Regions from separate parts of the Mus musculus genome. Here region 2 is linked to region 1. A link is a loop called in an ENCODE intact Hi-C map of the cell type or tissue named here. Cell type or tissue: left cerebral cortex. All regions are shown on one strand. Each heading gives the region's core, and the rest is flanking DNA. Links, peaks and the distances in the headings are about the cores only. Region 1 has its middle 24 kb from the start of Slc22a8. Region 2 holds the start of Ttc9c (tetratricopeptide repeat domain 9C).

Region 1 (8,609 bases), core at 495-8,494:
CTTCAAGTGACCTTTTGAATTTCTTTTTCGACCACCTTAAGGCTTCCACCCCCATGGCCTTTGCTTTACTTGGTTAGGCTTTTTCCTAGGTATTTTATTTCATCTCTGTGATTGCTGTGAGTGGAGTTCTTTTCCTGATGCCTTTTACAGCATGTTTGCTGTTGGTGTGCAGGGAGGTAACTGCGTTTTGTGTCCTGCCACTTAACTGATGAGCACCATCAGCTTTGACAGGAAGTACTTTGTCCACTGAGTCTTCTTCAACCAGACAGCCAGGTGTCTGAGAAATGAAATCAGGTTGAGTTACTTCTCTGCTTAAAATCCTCCCTGTCCCACTCCTTCCTTGGCCTTGGTTGCCTCTCCTCTCCCGGCACCTTCTACCACACTTTACCATCAGGCTGTCTCTCCAAGCTCCGCTCTGCCCCCAGGGTTTGGACCTTACAGGTCACTCACTGAGTGTGTTCTCTGGTTCTCTCTGTAGTTCGAGTGAGCGAGCTCAGACATCATGAGTCTTGCCTGAGACATCACTCCTAGTCAGTTCCTTGCTACCTCACCTCCTCATCTTCTCCCTGTTCTGGTTTTCCTTTTTCAGAGTCGTTGTCCTTTGGACTGGCTGGATTTTGTAGAGTACAAAGCAGGAAGTCAGCCCCCAGCTCATCCTGGCATTTTCTCTGTTGCTTCTTCCTTCTTTGAAAACATTTCAGGAGTGCAGCTTTATTACCTCAGGTATTCAAGCAACTTGGAGTCCATCCATTAAAGAGTTCAGTTATTTCAGAGGTGCACACTGATGGCTTTAAAGGTCACAATGATTTTTTTTAATTGCATGTCTTCCAGGATTTATTGAATTTTTGTTGTTTTCCAATTGGCTGATTTTGGCTTTATTATTATTAGCATCTATATTTAAATTTATTTATTTGTGCGTGCATGCATTTGTGTGTGTGTGTGTGTGTGTGTGTGTGTGTGTGTGTGTATGTATGTGTATGTGTGTGCATCCCATTGCACGAATATGGAGGTCAGAGGACAACTTGTGAGAGTCAGTTCTCCCCCTCCACCCTGTGGATGCCAGTAATGAACTCTTATCACCAGGTTTGGCAGCAAGTCCTTTTACTTGCTTGCCAGGTGTCTTCATCATTGTTCTATTGCTGTGAAAAGACGCCACGACCAAGGCAACTGATAAAAGAAAGCAGCTGGGAGTTTGCTTACAGTTTCAGAGGGTGTGCTTATCATCACGGCAGGGAGCATAGCAGCAGGCAGGTATGGCACTGCAGCAGTAGCTGAGAGCTCACATCAGATCCACAAGCACAAGGCAGGGAGTGGCAGGAGGAGGGGGTGGGGGGGAAGAGATGGGAAGTGGAGAGCTTGAGCTAACTAGGAATGGCATGGGCTTTTGTGCCCTCAAAGCCTTCCTCCGAGAAACACTTCCTCCAACAATGCCTTACCTCCTAATTCTTCCCAAAGAGTTCCACCAACTGTGAACAAATATTCAAATTTATGAGCCTATGGCCTATGGGAGCCCATTCTAATTTAAACTCCTACACCAGGCCACCATGGCTGTTTGTTTTGAGACAGGTTCTTACTAGAGACTAGGTTGGCCTTGAACTTAACCCTTCTGCCTTGACTTCCCCAAATCCTGGGATTATAGGCATGCCTTACCACACCCAGCTTTGTTAGCATGCTAGTTTTACAAAATAATGTTTTCACTATGACATTCTCATACATGTCTATAATGTGCTGTGGTCACTCATGTCCTCAGTACCCCTCTCAGGTCCCATCTCCACTTCCCACTGGTTCCCTTCCTCTTCACAAACAGCCTTTCTACTTTCATATTTTTTTTTAGTCTAGTTTCCACGTATGAGAGGAGACATTTGATCTTTGTCTTCCTGAGTTGGGCTTATTTTGGCTAGCTTTCAAGTGCTTCAGCAAAACCCCGGCCAGCCGGCTCTCTGCACCTGCAGTTCCTGCAGCCTCTGTTCTGCCCAGTGCTTCTCAGCCTTCCTGATGCTACGACGGCTTTAATATAGTTCCGCATGTTGTGGTGACCCCCCAACCACAACATTATTTTTGTTGCTCTTTTATATCTGTAACTTTGCTATTGTTATGAATCACAATGTAAGTGTGATGCAGGATCTCTGTTATGCGACCCCCATGAAAGGGTCCTTTGACTCCAAAGAGGTTGTAGCTCACAGGTTGAGAAACACTGTGCTAACCTCATTTTAAAACTATTTTAACAAATTGCATTGAGTCAGGTGTGGTTGTACAGAGGCAGGAGGATCTCTATGAGTTTGAAGCTAGCCTGTTCTACATAGTGAGTTATAGGACTTCAAGTGCCATATAGAGACATTGTCTTAAAAAAAAAATAGACCATGGTGGAGCATGCCTTTAGAGTTTCAGTCTAGTACGCAATGAGACCCTCTCTCTAAAAAAAAAAAAAAAAAAAAAAAAAACCTGACATAGTATTTACACTATATTATATAATTCAAAGGCAATTTAAAGTATATGGGGAGATATGCTGAATGGGGGTCTATGCAAATGTCACTCTAAAGGTTGCACACCCATTTGATATCTGAGGATGTCATGGGGCAACATGCACATGGAGACTGATACACGCATGCATGCGTGCACACACACACACACACACACACACACACACATGCACACACGCACACACACAGCACTTATATCTACATCACTCCCACCCTTCCTCTCCTCCTCCAATTCCTTCCTGTCTGGCTTCTCCTTCACGATCTTTAATGCAATGGTGAGCACTCCAGAGCCTGAACACTGCTAATGTCCATGTCTTAAGCCTAAGTGGTGACTAGATGGGGTATTCATTATACCATTCTTTCAATTTTCCTGTATTTTTGAAAACTTTAAGAAAAAGCTGAGTGAAAACAGAAACCACTCTTGACCAATATCTAAATATTTGTTTCTCCTCCAGCATGTTCCAGCCAGCTTGACAAAGGCCTAGCTTAATCGGGGACAGATTTCCAGGGAGCAGTGGTGCTATGGTTGGTGTGGTTCCTCCCGAGTTCACCTTTGTCCTCTCATGCTCCTGGTCCTCCAGGAAAGGGGAGGGGAAGGCTGTGTGGGGGCAGTCCCAAACCAACTTAAGGAGAGAAAACAGTTTAGTTGTCTCTGTTGAGAAGAAGCCAAAAGCTTTCCCCAGCTCCCTCTTAGAGTAGAGTCTGGTATTTCAGAGACTCACCTGCCTCTTGCTAATGGTTGTAAATCCTTTCAGAAGCAAACTAAGTCCTTCTTCCAGTTTTCCTCCCCTAAAGTGTTTTCACAAGACCTCCTGAAGCATCTCTTTGAAATTTAACCAGCAAGGACTTCAGTGCCCTATGACCCAGTTTCTGCCAGTGTCCTAGCCTAACCTCAGTTGGGCCTTGCTCCAGATTACCTTCCTACCTACTTTTGGTCTTATTCACAGGGAAAAGGGGGTTTTCATCTGAATAAGGGCATTAAACATAGGTGGCCAGTACAATTACCAGACTTGGATAGACTTTCTGTGAAGTCAGGGTTTTCTTTGTTATCTGTCCATCTGTCCATCATCCACCCATCCACCCTTCCATCTACAGTGTTTCGAATGGGGGCACTTTCTGCTTGGCTACAATAAATGGGGAGAGTTTTTTTCTCTTTGCAGTCTCTTGGTAGCTTGCTGAATGTTACATTCTGCTTTAGTAGTTATTTGGGATTTCCCTTCCTTCCACTTTTGCAGGAGGCTTTCTGGGTTGCCAGGAGATTGCCCCTTTAACTTGTATTTCCCCGGTAAGTGGTGTGTGCACCTTCCAGAGATGCATATTTTTGTGTCATCTTTTCTGTAGAAAGAAATGGCATGACGTTTCCTTCAAGACCCGCTAAGGTCCCATGGGCCCCTGTGTCTAATGTGGTCTCCAGGGAAGGGCCGGCCACCCTTCGACCAGCAGGTCAGCCTTCCTCAGAAAGAGATGGGAGGTGTTCCCTCTGGGACAAAAGTTGAGGCGAGGAATTAACAGACTGAGGTTGACTCTCTGGGTAGTTCAGGAGAAGCAAGTAGTTCAAGAGGCTGCATAGCCAGCCAGCCTCACTCCCCTCGTCCCCGCTTCTGCCCAATCTCTGTATCGGTGTGTAGGGTTCAGGGGAGCGCGAGAGAGGACAGCTTCTTGCATTGTACTGGACGCTGAGGAGGGCCAGAGCGCAAATTTTGTGCCCAGCAGCGGCTAGGTGCCCCCCACCTTCACCCCCGCAGCCCCGCCAGACTAGCTCGACAGTGACATCGTGTGGAAGTATGGAATTGTGGCTTCTCTAACTGATTAAATGAACCGAAGGGGTCGCAGCCCTGGGATAGCTGCACCTGGGAAGAAAGTCAGGTGACAACAAATACAGGGAGCTTGATCAGCAGAGTGGAAAAGCTATATGTGTGGGACAAGACTCCTTTGTAAATAGTATTTCCTGAATGTCTGTTACAGTATTACCGATACTGCTAAGGACCCTTCCTTTCAGATGAAGGGCTGTGGTTAGGTTGGGTATGTGAGGGGTGTTGGTTCTTCTGGATATTGCAGGGAGAATCAGTATTTTTTTTTTTTTTTTCTTCCTATTCTTGTTTCGCGTGTTTCTCCTCCCTCTCCCTCTCCCTCTCCCTCTCCCCTCTTTTCCCCTCCTCCTCTCTCCTTCTCCCCTCTCTCCCTTTCCCTATCTCCCTCTCCTTCTCCCTCTTTCTCCCCTTCCCTCCCCTTTCTTTTTTCCTCTCTCCGTATTTTAACTTTCACTACGTAACTCATGCTGTTCTTAAACTGGTGATCCTTTTACCCGGCCTCTCCAGTCCTTGGGGATTATAGACACACAAAAATATTTTTTTTTGTTTTTTTTCTTTTCTTTTCTTTTCTTTTTTTTTTTTTTGTTTGGTTTTTCAAGACAGGGTGGTTTTTCTCTGTGTAGTCCTGGCTGTCCTGGAACTCACTTTGTAGACCAGGCTGGCCTCGAACTCAGAAATCTGCCTGCCTCTGCCTCCCAAGTGCTGGGATTAAAGGTGTGGGTCACCACTGCCTGGCACACACAAAAATTTTTTTTTGTTTTTTTGTTTGTTTGTTTTGTTTTGTTTTGTTTTGTTTTTTTTTGACACAGGGTCTGGCTCACCTGAAACCTGCTATGAGGATTAGGTTGGCCTCACACACATAGAGATCTGCCCACTTCTGCCTCTCTCTCTCCTGTGTAGGCTTGGCTGTCTTGGAAGTTGCTTTCTAGACCAGGCTGGCCTTGAACTTATAGAGATCCGTCTGCCTCTGCCTCTCAAGTGCTGAGACTAAAGGCATGTGCCACTACTGTCTGGCAGTGAGATGTTTTAAAATTATTGAGAATGACCATGGTATGAACTCCATGACAGCTGTGCTTATTATTAAATTATTAAATGTTATATTAAATTTAATATTAAATTAATTAGTATTATTAAATTATTAACGTATGTGCCAGCACATTTCTGTAACACCCCGGAAAGATGTAGCAATGACTTTTTCTGGAAATCTTGTTGGACATTCCATGGGTTTGAGTCCAGAAGGTTCCACTGATCTGAGCATTTACCTCAGGCAGTGAATGGAGACTGGGGGCCAGCTGGTCACATTTAGGTCTGTGTTCTTGGAGGCCTGAGGATGACCCAGCCCCTGGCTAAACTTGTTTTATGATAATTTTTAAATCTTCATTAGGCAGTAATCAGTTTTAAGTTCCAATATGTTAAGCAGAGCATTATTTTTGGCCTGTATGGAGAGACTAAGACAACAATTGTCACTGCCCTGTATATAGTAAGAGGACATTGTTGCACGGCAAAACAAAACACAACACAATTACTTTCCTTGGCACTGGAAATGGATCCCACCTGGCTCCTGTTTATCACCCAGCCTTCATGTTCTGATATATATCTTTATTTCAGAAGTTAGTACTGAATACTGGCTTCCTTATGGCACTCTCTCTCTCTCTCTCACACACACACACACTGTTTTACTTTGTTTTTATTTGTCTCCCTTCAGCTTTGCTCTACTCTGTGTTTTGATATATTTATTTGTTACTGTCTGCCATTCCCTGCACTCTCCTCCCCCCTCCCCCATTAGATTATAACGATTCTTTTTTGAGGGCGAAGACTTTGCCTGGATCTCAATGTCAGCTAGATCCCTGGCCGGTGCTCTGTGGGTAGTCAGGTGGTTTGCAATCTAGGGCTGGGCAGGTAGCGCCGTGGGCGGGTACCGTGCATGAGGCTTTGGGTTTGATCTGAGCTCCACATGACCTGGCTGACTCCTGTGATTCCAGCTCTTGCAGGTGCTCGAGGAGTAGCAAGAGTTCAGGGCCAGCCTTATTTACAGCAAATTGGAACTTCCCTTAGCCTTTGTGAAACTGTTACAACCAACAACCATGTTTACAATACATGTAATGATGTATGCCAACACTTAGACAAGGAAACTCGGTTGTTCAGTACTCTGTTCTTATTGACTTTCAGGTTTTTTTTTTTTTTTCCCACCAAGGAAATGTTGCCAGGAGGAAAGACTGAGATTTCGCCTCTTCCTATTGTTCTTGTCTCATGCTGACCCCTGGTGGCCCTCTTCACACATGACTTTCTGTCTAGAAGATGATGTCACATAATGAGCAAAAACAGTGTTCAGAGTTTGGAATCTGGGTTGAGTTCCATCTCTTGAGCCCTGCACGTGGTCCTCTGACCGCCACATGTGCTCTGAGATATGTATGCATGTGTCATGTGTGCACATACACAACCAAGCAAATAAAAGTGTTTAGGGGCTGGAGACGTGGCTCAGCTGTTAGAGGGCTTGTTGCTTTTGCAGAGAACCCAAGTTCAGTTTTTAGCACCCACATCAGGAAGCTCACAATTCCTGTAACTCCAGTTCTAGGGGACCTGGTGTCCCTCTCTGGCTTCTGCAGGCACCGCACTCACAGGCACACCCACTCCCCACACATACAAGTGATTAAAAATAAAAAGAAAATCATCTTAAAAGAAAAGTTTGGGAATCTGAGCATTTGCTCTTCTCTTTCAGAACAGTGGAGTGTAGGCTGAAGGGTGAGTCATTTTGGACCACAATGATGAAGGCAGTATCCTAGAGATGACAGAAGAACAAACTGAATTGATGTACTGGGTTAAGAAGTTTTCACTGGGGCTCAAAAGGAGAAGAGGAGGGGAGACTGCACAGAATACATACACTCACACCTCACTGTCCAGAAAACAATGCTGCTGAAGAGCCTTAGGCCACACTTTTCTGCAAGACAGGCTGAGAACTGCAGCCCCCACCTCTGTGGCCAGAAATCCGTTATAGAAGAACAAAAACTGGATTTTGGGACTTAGCTGGCAGGTGGTTCTCCCCCCTCCCCCACAGATCATCAAAGCAGCTAGGGTTAAATAGTCTGACTTATAAATGGACTGATTTGTTTGTTTGTTTGTTTGTTTTTTTTTTAAATGAAGGCGAAGGCTTCAAGTCCAGACTCAAGCCTCTGGCCATTATCCTTATATCCTTTGTTTGTAATTAAGCTTAATTGGTGACATCAGTGTTTGGAGCTTGTGGCTCAATGCCTGCCCTGGTGACATTATCTTAGCGTTGTCTCTGGCTGATGTCCTATCAGTAGGCTTATGCTGAATTTGTCTGTTGCATTATTAGACGTCTTTGCTTGCCTGATTATCATCTCATTATATTTAGCAGGGCCATCTGGAGGCTTCATCTGCTAGGAGACGGAGGAAGAAGTCTGGGTGGTCAGCTGTCTCCTTGTTACATAGGGCTGATGAGTCACTCACTTGGAAAACATTGCTGATGTCTGCCCCTTCTTCTTGGTGGCTTTATGAGACCACCAAGGCCAGCTTACTGCTGGGGCTCTGTGTTTTCCATTCTTCATATACTCTCCAGGGTGTGAAGCACGTGTTCTCTCTATACCCATACACAGAAACAAATGCATGTATATACTCACAGACTGACATGTCCTTAACAAATGGAGCAAAAGCTCAAATAGATATTTCTTTAAAATGAACTAAAAGGGTCAGTCATGCTGGCACTCACTTTTACCTCTAGCACTCAGGAGGCAGAGGCAGCTGGAGCTCCAAGAGTCTGAGGCCAGCCTGGGCTACATAGTGAGTTCCAGGACAGCCAAAGCTACATAGTGAGATCTCATGTCTCAAAAACAAACAAACAAACAAGCAAACACTCCCCTAAATAAACATAAAGCTTCAAAATCGACTAAAGTCAATCCTTTACTTTTTTTGCGTGTGTTTTAACACACATTTTGCATACTTTGTATTAAATTTTCATTTGTGATTGTGAATTCTTGGAATGCTTTTACACTTGGCTTTTTTGAAAATTAAAAGTTATTTATTTTGTGTGCATGGGGTGTTTTGTCTGCCTGTATGTGCATGCCTAGTGCCCAGAGAAGCCAGAAGAGGGTGTTGGATCCCCTGCGACTAGAGTTACAGATAGTAGTGAGCCATCATGTGGGTGAAAATTTAAACCCAGATTCTCTGGAAAAGCAGCCTGTGTTCTTACCTGCTGAGTCATCATTCCAGCCCCATCTCGGCTTTTAAGTTAACATTCTTCCCCTTACATATTTCATCCTGTCCCTCTTATTCTTCTCCAAGTCTCCTCCATCATGCAATG
Region 2 (8,609 bases), core at 171-8,170, 250 kb before region 1:
GCTCAAGTGCCTCGTAGCACGGAAGCGTGAGCGCGCTCCTCTTTCCGTACTTCAGTCGTAGGCTCTGCGCAGTCGCGCCGGAGTCCCGCCCATCTCAGGTCTCTTACTTCCTGCCCGCTCCCAATTACCGGAGCACCCTAGGGCTTACTCGATGTCCTCTCTTGCTTATTCTTTGACTGTAACTTCTGAGACTAGTAACCGAAGCCAAGCTGGAAGGATGGGTGGTGCAGGGTTTTCGTAGCCAGGAGGGAAAGGCCTTTCCAGCATCAAGGGAGAGAGAGAGAGGGAGAGAGCAATGCCGGGACCTCTTTCTGTGCTTAAACATCTACCCAGCAACAGAGGCGCCAACCCCACCCCTTCCTTCTCTCGTTGGCCAGCTTGAATCGTAGTCTGTTGCTCTGATTGGTCCTCCGATATCGTGCGGCTTTTTTTCCTATTGGAGAAGTGGCCGGGAATTTTTTTTTTCCGGGTTGGTCCGCTGGGGAGGCGGGGCCGGTTCTGCGGGATTACTTTTCTAGACTCCTTTCTGATTGGGTGGCATGACGCAATGCGCGTGCCCCGTTAGAGGCTAAACTGCTGGCAGGTCTGGTCTCTTCCTCTCTGTGCTCCTGCAACTTAAACCGAATTCCTGGAGGAGTCTTCCGGCTTGGGCCTCCGCTGTGGTGCGGTTGTTGGGCACAATGCTTCCGGCCTCTTGTGCCTCACTTGTGGACTGGAGACTCAGGCCTCACTCACTTCGGTTCCTCAATTAACAGCAGAACCATCAACAAATGTTTGTTGGATAAGGACAAATAAAGAGATTGGAAAGGAGCGAAGCCTTTTTGACTTGTTTCACTTGTTCCCGCCTACTCCATCTTCTTCCAGGTCAGGGGGTGTGCCTCAGAGAAAGAAGGAAACGAATTTTGCGGGCGGTCACACACTTGGAACGTTTAGTCGGGCCTTTGGATTTCCCTAGTGTCTGTAATCACGCCGGGATCTCTTCTAATGGAACTCATTTGGTCAATGGCCTCACTATCCTCACATCATTCCTTTTTTTAGTTTGCGGTACTTCTGGAAACTGAAAACTAGCACAGGAGAATAGATGGGACTAGTAAAAACAGCAAAACCCACATCCCTGCGAGCTTCTTGCTTACGAAATCGATGCTCTAATCATTTATTTTGATCCCATTCTACTGCTTCAGTTTCTCTTTCATTTAACAGTTCCAACAGTCATGGAGAAGCGCCTTCAGGAGGCTCAGGTATACAAGGAGGAAGGAAACCAGCGCTACCGGGAAGGAAAGTACCGAGATGCTGTGAGTAGGTACCATCGAGCTCTTCTTCAGCTGCGGGGTCTGGACCCAAGTCTGCCTTCCCCTCTTTCTAGTCTGGGACCTCAGGGCCCAGCTCTCACACCGGAGCAAGAAAACATACTGCACACCATCCAGACCCACTGCTACAACAACCTAGCTGGTAAGTATGGGACGAGCGTGGGCAGAGAATCAAGACCGCAGGGCCGGGCAGTGGTGGAGCATGACTTTAATCCCACTACTCAGGAGGTAGAGGCAGTTCAAATACAGAGTGAGTTCCAGGACAGTCAGGGCTACACAGAGAAACCCTGTATCAAAAAGCAAAACAAACAAAAAAGATAGAATCATCAAGCCCTGTGAACATTGGAAGATGTTCTTTTTCACTGCCACCTGGCTATTTAGCAGTCGATTGAAACCTGTTTCCAATTTGTAGAGTATTCTAAAAGCAAGCGGGATTTCACAAACCTCACCTGAAACTACTTCCTGGGCTCTAAAGCCCAGATATCTTGATTTGGTGGACCTAGAATGGGTTTATTTCGAAGAATGATGCTAACACCTGTAATTGCAGCACTGGAGAAGTCCAAGTAGAAAAATGGCTTCAAGTTTGAGAGCCAGACTAGCCTGTGATGTGTGCTAATACCCTAATTCAAACAAGTAAGAATTAACTGTATCCCGTCGTGGTGGCGCAAGCCTTTAATCCCAGCACTTGGGAGGCAGAGGCAGGCGGATTTCTGAGTTCGAGGCCAGCCTGGTCTACAAAGTGAGTTCCAGGACAGCCAAGGCTACACAGAGAAACCCTGTCTCAAAAAAACAAACAAAATAAAAAACAAAACAAAACAAAAAAAAATAAATTGAAAAATGGAGATAGTCATAGTCCTGGGGATGTTTCGTTTAAGGGATGGTTACATAGGATTCATAGATGTGACATTTATGACGTAGAATGTCAGGTATTTAGGTCACTACACATTGATCTATGTAACTGTCATAACAGTTCTTTCAGTTTAGTCTAATGAAATCATATCTAGTAATGAGTAGATTTAAAATTATACCCAAACAGCCTTAATTCCCAGAGCTTAAATGCTTCTTGCAAGATTCTGTGCCCTTTAAAAAACAGAAAATGCACTAAGGAATTTGCCAAAGATCACCTTTCTTAGAGAAGCCTTCAGTCACTAAGCAACAGTTTAACTTCACTTTTTCTCTAGCAGTTTGATTTTCTTCAAAGTATATTTAAAATTTCATTTGCTTGTGTATGCTTTCCACTTTGTGGTGCCCTGGCAGAATTTAATCCTTGCTTGAACTCAGTTGCTCCTCAGTAGAGATCAGTGAAGCCTTCCATCCTAGAGTGCTTTCCCTAAGCTGGTAAAATCCTGCCTCAAAGCTGGGGCCCGAAGCTAGAGCGGCACAATAGGATTGAGTGTGTTGTGTCTTAGCCAGTGTCCTCCTAAGCTGTTAAATCAGCTCCCTCCTCTCTTAAGCTCAAAGACCTCTCCCTTCTAACCTCTGTGAGAGGGATTTCCCACCTCAACCAACACCCCCACCCCTGATGGCTAGCATTACTCAAAGATATTTCTCGTGAAATCTGTTTTGGCACATGATGAGATGTCCAATCAAGCCTGGAGGTGGAGCACTTTCTTATTTAGACTAAACAAGTTTAGAGAGATGGCCCAGTAGTTAGGAACTCTGGCTGCTCTAGCAGAGGATCAGAGTTCAATTCCCAGCACCCACATGATGATTTACAACCATCTGTAACTCCAGTCTCAAGGGATATGACACTGCCCTCCCTTCTTACCACCTCAGGCACTAGGCACACACATGGTTCACGTACATAAATAGCGGCAAAACACTCAAGAGGGTGTGTGTATGTGTAAAATCATCTAGATGCTTGCCTTGTTCTCTCTACTCTTTGCTCCTGGTTTAGTGTCTGATCATAATCAGTGCTTGGTAAGTACTTACCAGTTGAAATTTTGAAGCTAAAGTGCTGGATTAATTGACCTGTGGAGAATACCCCATGTAAATAAAGCCTGCTTAGTAGGGGTGTTATAGCAGGGATGCAAGCATAGTGAAGGCTTGTTAATGGCTTCATTCTACCTGAATCTCTGCCACCTGAACATGATTTAGTTATGTTTTATTTTTTTATTTTTTTTTAAAGATTTATTTATTTATTATATGTAAGTACACTGTAGCTGTCTTCAAACACTCCAGAAGAAGGAGTCAGATCTCATTACAGATGTTTGTGAACCACCATGTGGTTGCTGTGATTTGAACTCCAGACCTTCAGAAGAGCAGTCGGGTGCTCTTACCCACTGAGCCATCTCACCAGCCCCTTATATTTTTAATTATACTTAATTCTGATAGCTGTAAAATAGAAAGTCTTTTCCTTACTTTTTTTACTTTTAAAAAATAATTATGAGCTGGGTGTGGTGGCGCACGCCTTTAATCCCAGCGCTCGGCTATAGAGACACTTGAGCTTTAGTTAATAAATGAAGGCCATGAGCTGAGCAGTGGAATCTCTCTCGTGTATAATAAGCCCTCCTCCTTTTTCCCTTTAACTTGGCCCATTAGCCTGTCTCCTCCAGATGGAGCCAGTGAACTATGAACGAGTGAGGGAATACAGTCAGAAAGTCCTAGAACGACAACCCGATAATGCCAAGGCCTTGTATCGGGCTGGAGTAGCCTTCTTCCACCTGCAAGACTATGACCGGGCTCGACACCACCTGCTTGCTGCTGTCAATAGGCAACCTAAAGGTAAGTGAGAGATGAGCATATATAAAATTGTCAGTACAAAGAAGGGATGAGTGATCAGGATGATAGTGCTAATTGCTGTGTAATTGACATTGCACACTGTATACATCATGTATTGAACTATATGCACCATTCACATTGTTATGTACATCTATTACAAAGCAACAGAAAAATACTTCTTAAAGAAAAAGAAGGGGTAGGGATGGATAGGGGTGTGTGTGTGTGTCTTAGTTGGTAGGCATGCACAAAGCTCTGATTTCAATCCTCAGCATTGCATAAAAAGCATATGTAGTGCTGTGCGTGCCTGTGGTCCCAGCACTTGGGAAGTAGAGGCAAGAGGATAAGTGTCTGTTAGTTACATAGGGAGTCTGAATATGGCTGGAGTCTGAATACATACATACATACATACACTCTGTCTCAAAACAAAACTTCCTCATTCTGGGTGGTTGCATGTCTTTAATCCCAGCACTCAGGAGGTAGAGGCAGGCAGATCTCTTGAGATTTAGGCCAGCCTGGTTTATAGAGTAAGTTTCAGGACAGCCAAGGGTATACAGAGAAACCCTGTCTCAACAAAACACCCCCCACCCCCAAAAATTGTATTGAAGTAGTACCCATGGAAAGGAAGTGTTAGTTTATTTAACTTTTCTACCTTTTTGTTTTTTTCTTTTTTTTTAAGACCTATTTATTTTTAGATATACCAGTGTTTCACTACATATGTATTGTTTACCGCTTTGTTGGTGGTGTGGACCTGGGAGAGTGGGGCTAAAAATGAGGTCACTGAAGTCTTCTTATTCAGTAGCCAACTATACTAAGAGCATTAGACAATTTATACTCTGCGGGTTACAAGAGCAAGCCACACAAAAAACAAACAATAGTAATAGCCTGCTGTAATGAGTGAATTAACACCAGTTCACTCCTATCCACTGTACCTAGGAGGGGCACATTTTAAGAGCAATTCCTTGTTTTTGAAAACATTGAGATCACAGGACTCTTACTTTCTTGGAGTTTTCTCACAGCACTCAGAATTCTCCTCACACAACTTCATTCTTGGACTGTGTCCCAACACTATAGCTGTGCACCACATGTGTCCCTGGTGCCTTTTGGGCCAAAAAGACAGTCATTCAATCTTATGGAACTAGAGTTACAGCCTGTAATGAGACACCACGTGGGTGCCAGAACTGAACCCGGATCCTCTGTAAAAGCAACGAGTTTTCTTAATAGCTGAACCATCTCTTCAGCCCTAGTTTTTAACTGTTTTTAAAATCGTTACTCAGTCCCAGGAAGGAACCGGCAAGGTGGTCATGAAAGTCTTTGCTGGGGAGCTGTCGGCCCTTGATAGCTGTCAAAAGAGGCAGAGTTAGTTGTCTATGAGGTGATCCCCTTGGAGGTCAGCCACACTCCAGCACAGGCCCCATTCCCAAGAGTAGTTAGACAACACAAACTTGACTAGATGGGGCTGAGGAAGAAGAAAACTCAAAACTTATGTGGGGAGAAAGTCAGGGAGGGCAGAGACAGCAGGATAGATATGGGAGGAGTTGGAAAAGAGGGGAATAAAATTAATATGTATTGTGTAAAATTCTCAAAGAATTAACAAAATATTAATTTAAAAATACATTTCCTTGGCAGTGGTGGTATATATATCTAAGAAAAATGATATATATATATATAACAAAGTGTACACATAAATAAGTTTTCCACTTTTGTGGGATTTTTGAGGTTTTTTTGTTTTTACTTATTGTGTGTGAGGTGGGGGTTGGAGTGGTCACAGGCCACAGCTCGTGTGGTGGCCAGAGGATGGCTTGTAGGGACTGCTTCTCTCCTTCCGCCGTGCGGGTTCTGCTTGTCAGCCTGGCTGGCAGCAAATGCCTTTACTTACTGAGACATTGTGTTAGTCCATGATTTTGTTCTTTTGAGACAGGGTTTTCCCTTCATTGCCCCGGCTAGCCTGCAGCTGCATCCCTAGTGCCAGCCTCCCTGAGGAGTGCTAGCTTTACAGGAGTTTACCGCCCACTCAGAATACTCCTGTGCTCTTGTTTCCACAGGAAAGCAACTATTTGTCCTATCTATGTCATTAGGAATATTTATGCTTAAACAGGCATATGCATTAATATTCCCTGTATCAGCTCTATAGGCCAATGGTTTATATATACAAGCCTGTTTCTGTTGATTTTGCTGTATTATAGATCAAATGTAGGGCCTTGTGCCTACCCTGCAAATACTCTACCCCTGTGACATCCCAGCCAGTTTATTCTGTATATGTAAAATATCTACTACCACCCTACCCCTTTTCTGTTTTGCCGCTGGGAACTATACTCGGGACATTACACCTACCAGGTACTGCACCCACGTCCTTTTAGTTAAATTAACTAATTTATTTATTTTGGAGTTTTGTAGGACAGAATTTCACTAGAGATCAAGCTGGATTGAACTTGGCCATCTGAACTTTTTTGTTTCTTTTTTTTTCTCTGTATGTGTGTGTGTTTGGAGACAGGATCTCCTGTAACTCAGGCTCACCTCAAGCTCAGTTTGTAGCACAGGCTGGCCTTGAACTTCTGATCTTCTCCTCTACTTCCCAAGTGCTAGTTTAACAGATATGTACCAGTTTAGGAGTTTTACTTTAAAGCCCCTACCTTTTATAGAAAGAGTGTTAATGGATCCCTGTAAATGAACTTGATCATCGCTGTTCAGCCTACTCTCCAGACAGGAGCTGGCCTTTTGCTCTACGTAGTATTTTATCATTGAGCTCAGGTAACTCCAGGTGTGACCTAGAAAAACAAGCTACTGACTGGGAGAATTTCAGATCTGGCACTCAGTTTTCAATACAGAAGGGACACTGAAGCAGATGGCAGGTTCATTTCTATATCATTTCTGTATTGTTGGTTTAACACTGAATATGGTGTCGTTCTCTATCCCCTCTGCACCCCCCCCCCATTTTATTTTTTTGACAGGGTCTCTCTTCTTTGTTCTAGCTGTTCTAAAACTCACTATGTAGACCAGGTTTACCTCAAACTCAGGTCCAATTGCCTCTGCCTTCTCTGTGCTGAGCTTAAAGGCCACCAACTCTGTTGCTTTCCTTTTTTCATTTTTTTTTTTTTAAGATTTATTTTATGTATATGAGTACACCATTGCTCTCTTCCGACACACCAGAAGAGGGCACCAGTTCCCATTATAGATGGTTCTGAGTCACCATGTGGTTGCTGGGAATTGAACTCAGGACCTTGGGAAGAGCAGCGGTGCTTTTAACTGCTGAGCCATCTCCAGCCCTCTTTTTTTCATTCCTAAAGCCACTACTGGAAGTTAAGAAGCAGAGGAACTCCAAACATAACAGTGTAATAAAATTTCTCTAAATTAAATGAGTGTTAAAGCCACTACAAGCTAATGAAGGAATAAAAGCCATTTGTTTGTTTTTTGTTTTTTTGGTTTTTCGAGACAGGGTTTCTCTGTATAGCCCTGGCTGTCCTGGAACTCCCTCTGTAGACCAGGTGGACTTCAAACTTACAGAGATCTGCCTGCCTCTGCCTTCTGAGTGCTGTGATTAAAAGCATGCACCTGCCTCTGCCATCTCTCCAGCCCCTTGTTTAATTTTAAGCTGGGTTTGGTGGTAGAAGCAAAAGAATCGGGTGTTCAAGGCCATTTTCAGATATAGATCAAATTCAAAGTCAGTCTCTTAATAATAATAACTCATAGTGGCATTAAAAATAGAATTTACGCTGGGCAGTGGTGGCGCACGCCTTTAATCCCAGCACTTGGGAGGCAGAGGCTGGTGGATTTCTGAGTTCAAGGCCAGCCTGGTCTACAAAGTGAGTTCCAGGACAGCCAGGGCTACACAGAGAAACCCTGTCTCCAAATAAATAAATAAATAAATAAATAAATAAATAAATAATAGAATTTACTATTATATGGAATAGTTGTGATACATTCAGAGTTTGGAGAACTAAAATAACTAGGAGTGTTAACAATGCTCTGTGGTCCATTTGTGTCATTATGGTCTGTCTGTAAACCTCTATTGTCTTTGAAGATGCCAATGTTCGGCGGTACCTCCAGTTGACGCAGTCAGAACTCAGCAGCTACCATAGGAAGGAGAAACAGCTGTACCTGGGCATGTTTGGTTAATGAAGAAAAGAGACATTTCTCAACTTGAACTCAAGTGGACAAGCAAAGGCCCATTGGGGAATCTGAGCCTCACTCAGCAAAAGGAGTTCACCCTTTACCTCTGACCCAGGTGGATTTCCATTTTGTTTCCTGTTCTGCACAAGTTCTTTGCTCCTTAGACCATCTGCATCGTTTATTGTCTGTCCCCTAGTGTATTTGTATGGCTTACAATCTGAGAACATTCATCGACTGTGGGTGGAATCAACTGTATTTGTGGCATAGATTTAATGGGGTGTTATTAAATGTTCTCAGACACAGAGGAGAGGGCCGGTGAAGGGTGAGAGAGTAAGGACAGGCAAACAGGAATCTTCTGTAGTATCTTCAGATGCTTTTGTTTTGCTTAGTGGGATTTTTTTTTCTTTTAATTATAAATTGAGCCCAAGTATATTTACATTAAAGATTTGAAATTAGCTGGGTGTGGTGGCGCAC

Evidence for each region. Peaks named below come from ENCODE experiments on the same cell type or tissue, not always from the same donor. Only the 100,000 strongest peaks of a DNase experiment are listed, where the experiment ranks them.
Region 2: a loop joins it to region 1, with 5 times the contacts of the local background. A loop is called at or near these places in 3 of 42 quality-filtered maps.

The regions. Positions count from the first base shown.
Region 1 is chr19:8,565,275-8,573,883 of GRCm38, reverse strand. No RefSeq gene overlaps it. Among named protein-coding and RNA genes, the nearest start is that of Slc22a8, 24 kb to the left of the region's middle. In left cerebral cortex, for the core only: CTCF peaks have their summits at 4,060, 4,268, 6,562 (motif pointing left) and 8,351 (motif pointing right); DNase peaks (open chromatin) are centred at 6,603, 6,935, 7,705, 8,464 and 2 more places; H3K4me3 peaks cover 559 bases; H3K27ac peaks cover 1,699 bases.
Region 2 is chr19:8,811,276-8,819,884 of GRCm38, reverse strand. It overlaps Ttc9c (tetratricopeptide repeat domain 9C), which reads left to right and starts at 591. Exons shown (of 4, transcript NM_027412.3): 1 at 591-864; 2 at 1,201-1,449; 3 at 3,849-4,031; 4 at 8,047-8,609. The coding sequence starts at 1,212. The coding sequence ends at 8,141. It overlaps Hnrnpul2 (heterogeneous nuclear ribonucleoprotein U-like 2), which reads right to left and starts at 484. Exons shown (of 14, transcript NM_001081196.1): 1 at 1-484. In left cerebral cortex, for the core only: a CTCF peak has its summit at 3,855 (motif pointing right); a DNase peak (open chromatin) is centred at 472; H3K4me3 peaks cover 1,760 bases; H3K27ac peaks cover 1,240 bases.